2 separate regions of the Homo sapiens genome follow, and region 2 is linked to region 1. A link is an interaction called in ENCODE POLR2A ChIA-PET data of the cell type or tissue named here. Cell type or tissue: IMR-90. All regions are shown on one strand.

What was found. Peaks named below come from ENCODE experiments on the same cell type or tissue, not always from the same donor. Only the 100,000 strongest peaks of a DNase experiment are listed, where the experiment ranks them.
Region 2: POLR2A ChIA-PET joins it to region 1 with 14 read pairs; 4 of 35 experiments call an interaction of 5 or more read pairs at or near these places.

The regions. Positions count from the first base shown.
Region 1 is chr12:123,738,713-123,743,712 of GRCh38, reverse strand. The region is part of intron 9 of ATP6V0A2 (ATPase H+ transporting V0 subunit a2); the gene reads right to left. Among named protein-coding and RNA genes, the nearest start is that of DNAH10, 21 kb to the left of the region's middle. In IMR-90, no CTCF peak of the experiment used is centred here; no DNase peak of the experiment used is centred here.
Region 2 is chr12:123,615,924-123,620,923 of GRCh38, reverse strand. DDX55 (DEAD-box helicase 55) reads right to left here. Exons shown (of 14, transcript NM_020936.3): 10 at 4,321-4,413; 11 at 3,052-3,166; 12 at 2,087-2,255; 13 at 1,200-1,492; 14 at 1-960. The coding sequence ends at 784. EIF2B1 (eukaryotic translation initiation factor 2B subunit alpha) reads left to right here. Exons shown (of 9, transcript NM_001414.4): 9 at 1-518. It overlaps SNORA9B (small nucleolar RNA, H/ACA box 9B), which reads right to left and starts at 4,214; the gene lies at 4,084-4,214. LOC105370041 (a long non-coding RNA gene) reads left to right here and starts at 3,162. Exons shown (of 3, transcript XR_945475.3): 1 at 3,162-3,612; 2 at 4,418-4,539. In IMR-90, a CTCF peak has its summit at 2,251 (motif pointing right); a DNase peak (open chromatin) is centred at 2,253.

The sequences.
Region 1 (5,000 bases):
GGGTTACTGCTTTGTTTTTTGGTTTTTTTTGGTGGTGTTGTTTTGTTTTGTTTTTTTTTGAGACGGAGTTTCACTCTTGTTGCCCAGGCTGGAGTGCAATGGTGTGATCTCGGCTCACCGCAACCTCTGCCTCCCAGGCTCAAGCGATTCCCCTGCCTCAGCCTCCCTAGTAGCTGGGATTACAGGCATATGCAACCATGCCCGTCTAATTTTGTATTTTTAGTAGAGACGGGGTTTCTCCATGTAGGTCAGGCTGGTCTCGAACTCCCGACCTCAGGTGATCCACCTGTCTCAGCCTCCCAATGTGCTGGGATTACAGGTGTGAGCACCGTGCCCAGCCTTGTGTTACTGCTTTGGCAACGCTGTGTGTGTGGCTTTGGTGCAGGATTAATCTCCACTCAACAGGGTCAAGAGCAGCCAGAGGGCCTGGAGGAAAAGTCCATCTGTGAGGAATCAGGGGGTGGCAAGGGCGGCACTTGGGGCCTGTGGCCTCCAAGAAGGAAGGGTGAGAGCAGGACTGAATGCGCCGGAAGTGAATGGGGGCTGGGGAATGCGGGGCACGTGGGTATGGAGTCGGCTCAGTCACTGACAGAAAACCGACACTGAGTACTTTATCTCTTAAAAACGGTGAAGAAAGAGGAAGTTTGAGACAACTGCAATATACTTAATAAAAAAATGAGAAAGGCAAGAATAAACCAAAATGTCAACATGAATTCTATTATGGCAGAATCATAAATATAACTTTATCCATCAGTGTTTGCAATTCTTCTGAAATGCATTATATTGATTTATAATGAAAACACTTTTAAAATAAGGTAAACAGGTTATTGACAGAATAGTAGATTTTCTGGTCAAAATAAGTCTTTTTTTTTTTTTAAAGAAGGAGTCTCGCTCTGTCACCCAGGCTGGAGTGCAGTGGTGTGATCTCGGCTCACTGCAACCTCTGCCTTCCAGGTTCAAGCGATTCTCGTGCCTCAGCCTCCCAAGTAGTTGGGATTACATTGCACACCACCACGCCTGGTTAGTTTTTGTATTTTTAGTAGAGACGGAGTTTCACCATGTTAGCCAGGCTGGTCTCGAACTCCTAACCTCAGGTGATCTGCCCACCTCGGCCTCCCAAAGTGCTGGGATTATAGGAGTGAGCCACTGCACCCGGCCAAAATGTGTCTCTTAAAACGTATGCATGTAATGGGGTTCTGGGGAAATTCTCGAGGGTGGCACAGCTTTGAACGTCCCCAAGTCCCCTTCAGAACAGAAAGTGCAACCAGCTAGCAAGACCTAAAGCCTACGGATGGCATTTACAGCCAAACCACGTCCCCACAGTCCCCAAAATACAAATGGGTGAGGAAACCACCAACAGCTACAAGACCTACCCAGCAGCCTCCAGAGCAGAGGATGCAAGTAAGCAATGTGGCCTCCAAGGGGCCTGGGCCAACAACACCAAAAATGGCCAGAAAGAACCTCCCTGGGAAAGCAGAGGAGGCCAAACCACAAAAAGCAGCTGGAACTGGGAAGAGTTCTGTCCAGTCCAAGAGTAGGCGACGGCACAGGGGCCATGGGCAGTGAAGTCTGCAGGGGTTGGGGCAGGGCAGCCCAGTCCCTAAACTCACGGCACTGACCTGCCAGGTCCTCCCCTGTTGAGCGGCCACACGCTGAGGAGAAACTGCTGGGAGTGAGATCAAAACTGAGCAGGACAGGAACGAAAGAGAAAAGACAGAGGAGTTCACAAGAGAGACACAGAGGACATCTCAGATCCAGGACCCGACGTGTTTGCATTCAGTACACAAAAAATAAAAAAAAGAAAAAACCATCAGTGAGGTTAGGATCGCTATCCTGAACCTGCCATCTTCTAAAAGTTCCTTGAGTACCATAAACATCTGCCAGAAAACTATTTTCATGTAAATATACATTTATATTGCTTGTGTAATAATATAGAATCTCCTTGAGCAGGACAGGCATGGTGGCTCATGCTTGTCATCCCAGCACTTTGGGAGGCTGAGACAGGAGGGTCACTTAAGCCCAGGAGTTCAAGACCAGACACCGTCTTTTGTAGAGACCCCATCTCTACAAAAAAATATAAATAACTAACTAAATAAATAAATAAATTAGCCAGGCATAGTAGTGCATGCCTGTAGTTCCAGCTACTCAGGAGGCTGAGACGAGACGGGAGGATTGCTTGAACCCAGGAGTTTGAGATTGCAGTGAGCTACGACCATTACCACTGTTCTCCAGCCTGGGAAACAGAGTGAGACCTTGTCTAAAAAATGAATTTCCTTGAGCAGCTAAGCATCTTCACCATGTTCCATAAATCTTTTTTTTTTTAAACCTCCGCCTCTGGGGTTCAAGGGAGTCCCGTGACTCAGCCTTCCAAGTAACTGGGATAACAGGCACGTGCCACCATGCCTGGCTAATTTTTTTTCTATTGTGTATTTTTTGTATTTTTTAGTAGAGACAGGGTCTCGCCATGTTGGCCAGGCTAGTCTCAAACTCCTGGACTCAAGTGATCCGCCCGCCTCAGCCTCCAGAGTGCTGGGATTACCAGCGTGAGTTACCGCATCCAGCCTCAAAAGTCTAATTTCATTTAAAAGTGAGCAAGAGGAGGGAGAAGCCCAATCTTACATAAGGTCATAAGAAGAAAAAAGCCAAGGAGTAGAATACCATCCCCACAGACAGTGAGAAGATGCCAGAAAGAATGTCCACAAAACAAATAAAACCATTGTAACTTACTGTTTCAAAAGGAGTTAAAAGAATTAAAAAAAAAATACAGGACAGGAAAAAGCACCAGGAATCAGATTTTAAAAGACTCAGAAATGAGGTAACAGAACTCAAGAAGGAATTAGGAAAAAAAGAAAGAAATTATTTCAGAAGTAAGACAAAACTAGAAGGAACACAAAAGTGAAGAACCCTTCCTCATACTGCCGTAAGAGAAACAGAAGGCGCGAAGAGGAGAAATCTTACAAATCAAAAAGAAGTAACGAAAGACAAAAAGGATTCAAAGGAAAGTGACAGATACTGAAGATAAGCAAAGAAGGTTCCACTGAAAGATGACAGGAGGTCCTAAAAGAAGAAAACCAAAGCAAGACAGTAGAGCAAATACCAAAAACTATAATTCAGGAGAACGTTTATGAAATTAACAAAACCACCACCAAAGACTATATATTGAAAGAACATACAGAAAGACCACGTTAAGAGACACATTCTGGGCCAGGCGCGATGGCTCACGCCTGTAATCCCAGCATTTTGGGAGGTAAAGGCAGGTGGATCACTTGAGGTCAGGAGTTCCAGACCAGCCTGGCCAACATTATGAAACCCCATCGCTACTAAAAATACACACACAAAAATTAGCCAGGCATGGTAGTGCAGACCTCTAGTCCCAGCTACTTGGGAGGCTGAGGCATGAGAATCACTTGAACCTGGGAGGCAGAGGTTGCACAGTGAGCCAGTATCATGCCACTGTACTCCAGCGTGGGCGAAAGAGCCAGACTCTATCTCCAAAAAAAAAAAAAAAGAGAGAGAGAGAGACATTCTGTAAAATCACTGTTTGTTTGTTTGTTTGTTTGTTTGTTTTTGAGACAAGGTCTGGCTCTGTTGCTCAGGCTGGAGTGCAATGCAGCCTCAACCTCCCAGGCTCAAGCGATCCTCCCACCCCGGCCTCCAGAGTAGCTGAGATTACAGGTGCATCACCACATCCGGCTGACTTTTGAGTTTTTTGTAGAGATGCGGTTTAACCATGTTGCCCAGGCTGAAAATCACTGGTCTTTAAAGAAAAAGAAAAGATATTTTTCTAGACAAAACAAAACAAAAAACTAAACTAAAAAACCACATGAATTACAAGGAAAAGAAAATTAGATTAACATCAGGCTTTCTGTTGGGAGCAAGGTGCCAGAACAAGATGGAGGAACATGTGTAAGATACTCAAGGGGGAAAAAAATGAGCCCAGAATTTTATTTCCAGAAAAACTCACTCCTAATTATAAAAAGCAGCAGACAGCCACTGTGATCAACATGAGAATTCAGAGAATATGATTCTTGCAAGCCTCTCTGAGGCTTCTCTAGGGAATGAGCTTCAGGCAGCCAAGTGACTAGAGAGCTTCAGGCAGCCAAGTGAACCCAAGAACTGGGATCTGCAGGCTGGAGGCTGAGATTCCCCGCTTCCGCCTGGCACAGCCTGTTAGGAGTTCTGCATGTGAGACCCCTGTGTACCTGATCAAATTCAATCTTGGCGACAGAAAAAAAAGGCATCCTGTAGACACAAGCTGACTACCAAGGCAACTGTGAAGAGCCAGATTCATGAGGTGTGGGAATGCAGGTGATGAGCCAGCTTTCATCAACACTGGAGAACGTCTCAGTCACCTACTTATGGAGAAAAATAACACAGGACAGGACAGATGAGGAAAGCGAAGAGACAGGGACTATAAGCAGTAAGAGGTGGGCTGAGAGCTCAGTACCCTTGACGGGAAACGAAGAGTCGGTGCCCACGAGCGGAGCAAAGAACAGCTATGCAGCCGGAGGTGGACATGTGGTCACTGAGACCTTAATACGCAGCTCTCAAGAGACCCCAGTGCATGTGCACGCAGGAGATGGCAGAAGCAGCACCATGGGCTCGATCTGAATCGAATGCAGCCACCTTGAAAGTCACAAAGCAGCACACACACCACCTATAACAGGAGTACTAGTCATGTCCCTCAAACTGATGTCACCTCAGTAAAAGAAGAATCATCTGTGTTTATCTCTCAAATAGGTGGTTCCTACTCTAAATAACAAAATACTATTTATGTGTTGCTGTCTTTCTCAGCACTGGGTATTTCATGTTTATGTCATAATGGACATTATATTTTACATTTGTATCATCACAGAATTATGTAATGAGACAAGGTTACATAACCAAAAAACTCATGAAAAAGGTGTTCCCTTAACTGTCACTTGAAATATGTAAACCTGTTCTTTCCATGACCAAAATCTGAGTTTAATGTAGAAGAAAAACCTCACAGGAACATGGAA
Region 2 (5,000 bases), 120 kb after region 1:
TTTATTCAACAGGAGGCATAAAAACTATAATTCTCTTTCCCGGAATATGACTTAATCCCTCTGTTTTTCAGCTATTCACCAATAAAACAATACTGTGACTATTAACACAGAAAAACCCCAGCACATTAGCCACCCCTGCAGGACATCAAAGGATAACTGAAGCCCAGGGCCAAGCACATTCAGGAGGTCAAATGCCTGAAGATACTGAGGAATGGTTTTGAAAATCAGAAGTCAAGAAGACTTCTGTATCTTTATGTTTAAAAATAACTATAAAATAGCCTCAGAAAAAAGAGCTTATATATATATATATATATATATATATATATATATATATATATATATAATATGTACATATGTCTATATGTGACCCATCATGATAAATACTGACATCTATTATTTACACTCAAATAATTTTACATTTTCTTCTGTTAGACTACTCCAAGACTGGAATTGTTTTGTTTTGTTGTTTTTAATGAGAGGGTCTCGCTGTGTTCCCAGGCTGGTCTTGAACTCCTGGGCTCAAGTGATCCTCCTGCCTCAGCCTCCCAAAGTGCTGGGATTATAGGCAGGAGCCACCGCACCCGGCCAAGACTGGAATGTTTTTAGTAAAATATTCTGAAGTGTGAAATCCTTCATTTCTCCCTCATCTGAAAGGACAGCTTTCAGAGACATCATTCTTTTCAGATGTCTCCTGAAGTTGTGATTTTCGTTAAAAGCAAACTGGAGCCATCCACCAAGTTAGGGAACAGCTATGTCCTTGTGGGTTCATCTGTGGCACTGGAATCAGCAGTCATCTTCCAAATCTGAGATCCCTAAATCCACTGTCTTGATTGTTCTTTTGCCAGTTGTCAACAAGCCCTTCTCAAATTCTTCTTCAGTTATTTTGCCTTTCTTAAGTTTTTTCAAGAGTCTTGTGTCATTAAGAAGTTCTTCCATGTCCTCATCTTCAATATCAGAACCCTAAGTGCAGAAGAAACCAATAAACTACTAAATTTTTCAGCAATAGTGTTGTAGTGAAACCAGCAGTTTTAACTCAAGAACTATAAGCTCTCAGATTGGCTTCTGCAAATAGAGCAAATTCCCCACCCTGGTCGCCAACGTAACAGAAATCTGACAGCCCCACACAATTCCTATTTAAAGAACTACTACAATAAATTTGTTCAAGATTCTAAGTTAATGTAAGTAAAAGTAAACTTTACCTCTTCCCTTTTCCTTTTCTCATTCATTTTTTTCTTCTTTTCTTTTTTGGCCTTCTGCTTTGACCAAGCTTTATTTTTTATGAATTTTCTTCTCCCTTCATTTTCTGTTTTCTCTCTTCTTTGTTGCTCCAGGAGTTTCTGCCTCTGCTTTTCTCTGATTTTATCTTTAAATGGAATCGTGTCGGTATTAACGTCCACGGGCACAAAATCTGGAAACTGCTTTCCTCTCAATTCTGGCATCTTGGGCATCCTCAGCAGGGCAAAACCTCGAGCAAGGCTGGCAAAATCAAGATCTGATTCAATCAGAAGATCAGAGTTAGCGCACTCAACAGGATTAGAACAATCAGTAATGGCTTACAATATAATTTTTTTCTAACCAAAGGGTTTAATGCATTCATTTTAGTTAGAATGAAAATAATTGAGGCCGGGTGCAGTGGCTCACGCCTGTAATCCCAGCACTTTGCGAGGCCGAGGTGGGCGGATCACGAGGTCAGGAGATCGAGACCATCCTGGCTAACACGGTGAAACCCCGTCTCTACTAAAAAATACAAAAAATTAGCTGGGCGTGGTGGCGGGCGCCTGTAGTCCCAGCTACTCGGGAGGCTGAGACAGGAGAATGGCGTGAACCTGGGAGGCAGAGCTTACAGTGAGCCGAGATCGCGCCACTGCGCTCCAGGCTGGGTGACAAAGCGCGACTCTGTCTCAAAAATTAAAAAAATTACATTTTTACAAAGTTAAAAGGAATACTCAGCAGCCAGTGGCCAGTTTATTCTGTGTCTACTCAAAACCTGGGAACACTTCCTTTTATGAGACAAAGCAATCTCATACTTGTAAGACCACCACATAGTTAAGATGGAGACATTATCACATGAAGAAGTCCAACTTACCCTTTAATCTGAAAATCAGGTTGCATTCATGCTTTGCATAAGCTTGGACATATGACACAAAAGCTTTCATGCCCTTTTCAAACACAGCTCTGTCAGCCAGGGCCATGGACTTGAGTTTTGGCAGAAGGTCCGCTGTGTTTCTCTGGGGCTTCATCTCCTGCAGGGGGCACTACACACACACACATACCACATTCTCACCTTCCCTGGCTGGCATCATATCCCCAGGGCTCCCCATCACAACCAAGAAAAACAAAAGCGAAACAATTCCTTTTCAACTGTTGAGGTCTGAAGCCCAACTCCAACCCAAATATTTCACATGCTCTGTAAAGTATGTTAAATTTTTAAAAGAAAATTTAAAAATCAGATTTCACATGACAATCCTAATCTGGTAGCAAAGTATGGCAACACTGGGTCTCTATTCACAAGAAGTAACCCTTGCCTGGGTCCCAGCAGGGCATGCTACCACACAGGAGACTTGGTCACTCCATGACCGAGGTGCCTCCACAGCCTTAAAGCCCACCAGGGTGGCCGGGCACGGTGGCTCACGCCTGTCATCCCAGCACTTTGGGAGGCCGAGGTGGGCGGATCACCTGAGGTCGGGAGTTCAAGACCAGCCTGACCAACATGGAGAAACCCCATCTCTACTAAAAATACAAAATTAGCTGGGGTGGCGCATGCCTGTAATCCCAGCTACTTGGGAGGCTGAGGCAGGAGAATCCATTGAACCCGGGAGGTGGAGGTTGCGGTGAACCGAGATAGTGCCATTGCACTCCAGCCTGGGCAACAAGAGTGAAACTCCGTCTCAAAAAAAAAAAAAAAAAACCCCACCAGGGCCCCCCACTGCCACCACCAGCCCAGCCCCAGTGAGTTTGCAATTCGTAATTTCAATTGCTGACCACATGCTGGAGAACTTTTCCAGCTACCCCGTCACTAGGCATTCTATCTGAAAACGGACGGCAGCTTACTTTTTGGTTAATTGCAAGGAAATTGATGTATGACTCTTCCATGGGCAGGAGGAACACCAGAGCGCTGCCCCCGTGGCCAATGCGAGCTGTGCGACCGCAGCGATGCACGAAGGCACTGTGAGAACACAGGGTGGAAATGGGTACCCAGGTGATGACAGCTGAACAGAGCTCAGGCTCCAGCCACATGGCTGCTGCAGCTAAAACGCTCTGGGGAGCCTCTAGCCTCCACAGCTCAGTGTGGACTCGGCCACTTACTAGTGTGAGAAATAGAACTGGCAATTAAACCAACACTGCAAACAGATACGATTCTGTAAGAAACATTTAATGTGAACTCTTAAGTAAAACTTGTATCTTTCTCTCTGATCATACAGGTGGGACATAGTCCCCAGTGGAAAATCTGGGAAACAATGAAAAATACAAAGAATAAAATGAAAATGACCAATAACCTCAGGAGTAATCATCAACACTTGGGGGTTTATAGGCATTTTCCTATGCGTGGAAGCATGTATTAGGAATATATGCTGACTTTGAAGAAAGTAATTGTAATTTTCACATGTGGTGGTATGTATTGCTTTTTTCATTTAGACATTCTATTGTGTGTTTCTGCAAGAACTGATAATATTTGAAAGTACTTTTAATTGCTACCAATACAGTATCACGATTTCACCATGAATGGGTTATTCATCCATTTGCCTATTTTTGCTACTTAAAACAACGGGTTTTTGTTTTGAGACAGAGTCTCACACTGTTGCCCAGGCTGGAGTGAAGTGGCACAATCCATTGCCACCTCTGCCTCCTGCGCTCAAGCGATTCTCCTGCCTCAGCCTCTCAAGTAGCTGGGACTACAGGAACACACGCCTGGCTAATCTGTATATATATTTTTTGTAGAGACAGGGTTTTGTCCTGTTGCCCAAGCTGGTGAATTCCTGGGCTCAAACGATTCACCTGCCTCGGCCTCCCCAAAGTGCTGGAATTACAGGCGTGAGCCACCGCGCCCAGCCTCAAATAATGTTGTTGTTTTTTGTTTTCTCTCATTGTCTGAAATTTCTATAACCTTGCTCTACATGGAGCACGGCAAGGCCTCAAACCATTTCAAAACTGTTCTGGCAAGCCCTGTAGGAATCCACGGGGTCACTGCAGACCCAAGCACGCTGGAGGCTTGCTATAAAATGTTTCAGTGAACATCATTATCTGTTTATCTTCTTCGGGATTCCTCCTTTATTAGGCTAAATTCCTCAACAGAGAGTGGGTGGCAGCCTCGTACCATACCTTGCATTGCTGGGAGGGTCATACTGCAAAACCCAGTTGACTTCAGGAATATCAATTCCCCGGGCCATCACATCAGTGCACACTAAAATCCCACTAGGAAATGAGAAAAAAGCATTCTGAGTAAGGAGGCCACCATCTTCATCACCATCAAACAGCCTACTGATCTCGATGACAGTGACACACAGGTGCTGGAGCTTCTCACAGAAGCAAATGTTTAAGGTAATATTTTGATTTTTTCTTCTTTCTACAAATCTCTGGGACTTCATAAATTCCAATAAAAATTGGAGGGAGGTGAGAGACAGCAAAGGGATTTTAAAAATTACAGCACTGCCATTTGAAAACCAAAACTGTATGGGTCTAATCCTTTGTAGCCATCTGAAAAACAACGGACAATTCACTCCATAACTGAGGCCTAGCAGTCAGGTATATCACTTTGTCCAAAAGAAGACTTTTAATATAGTCAGATGTTCAATGATTAAGAAAAACAGAAAACTATTATTTGTCAGCACAAGCAGATACAAGTTATGGTCATTGGTAGACACAAGTTGCCTGCTGTATAGTCACAAGCCTAATAAGCCACAGACAGTTTTTTGTTTTTTTGTTTCTTTGTTTGTTTGTTTTTGAGATGGAGTCTCACTCTGTCACCCAGGCTGGAGTGCACTGGCGCAGTCTCGGCTCAC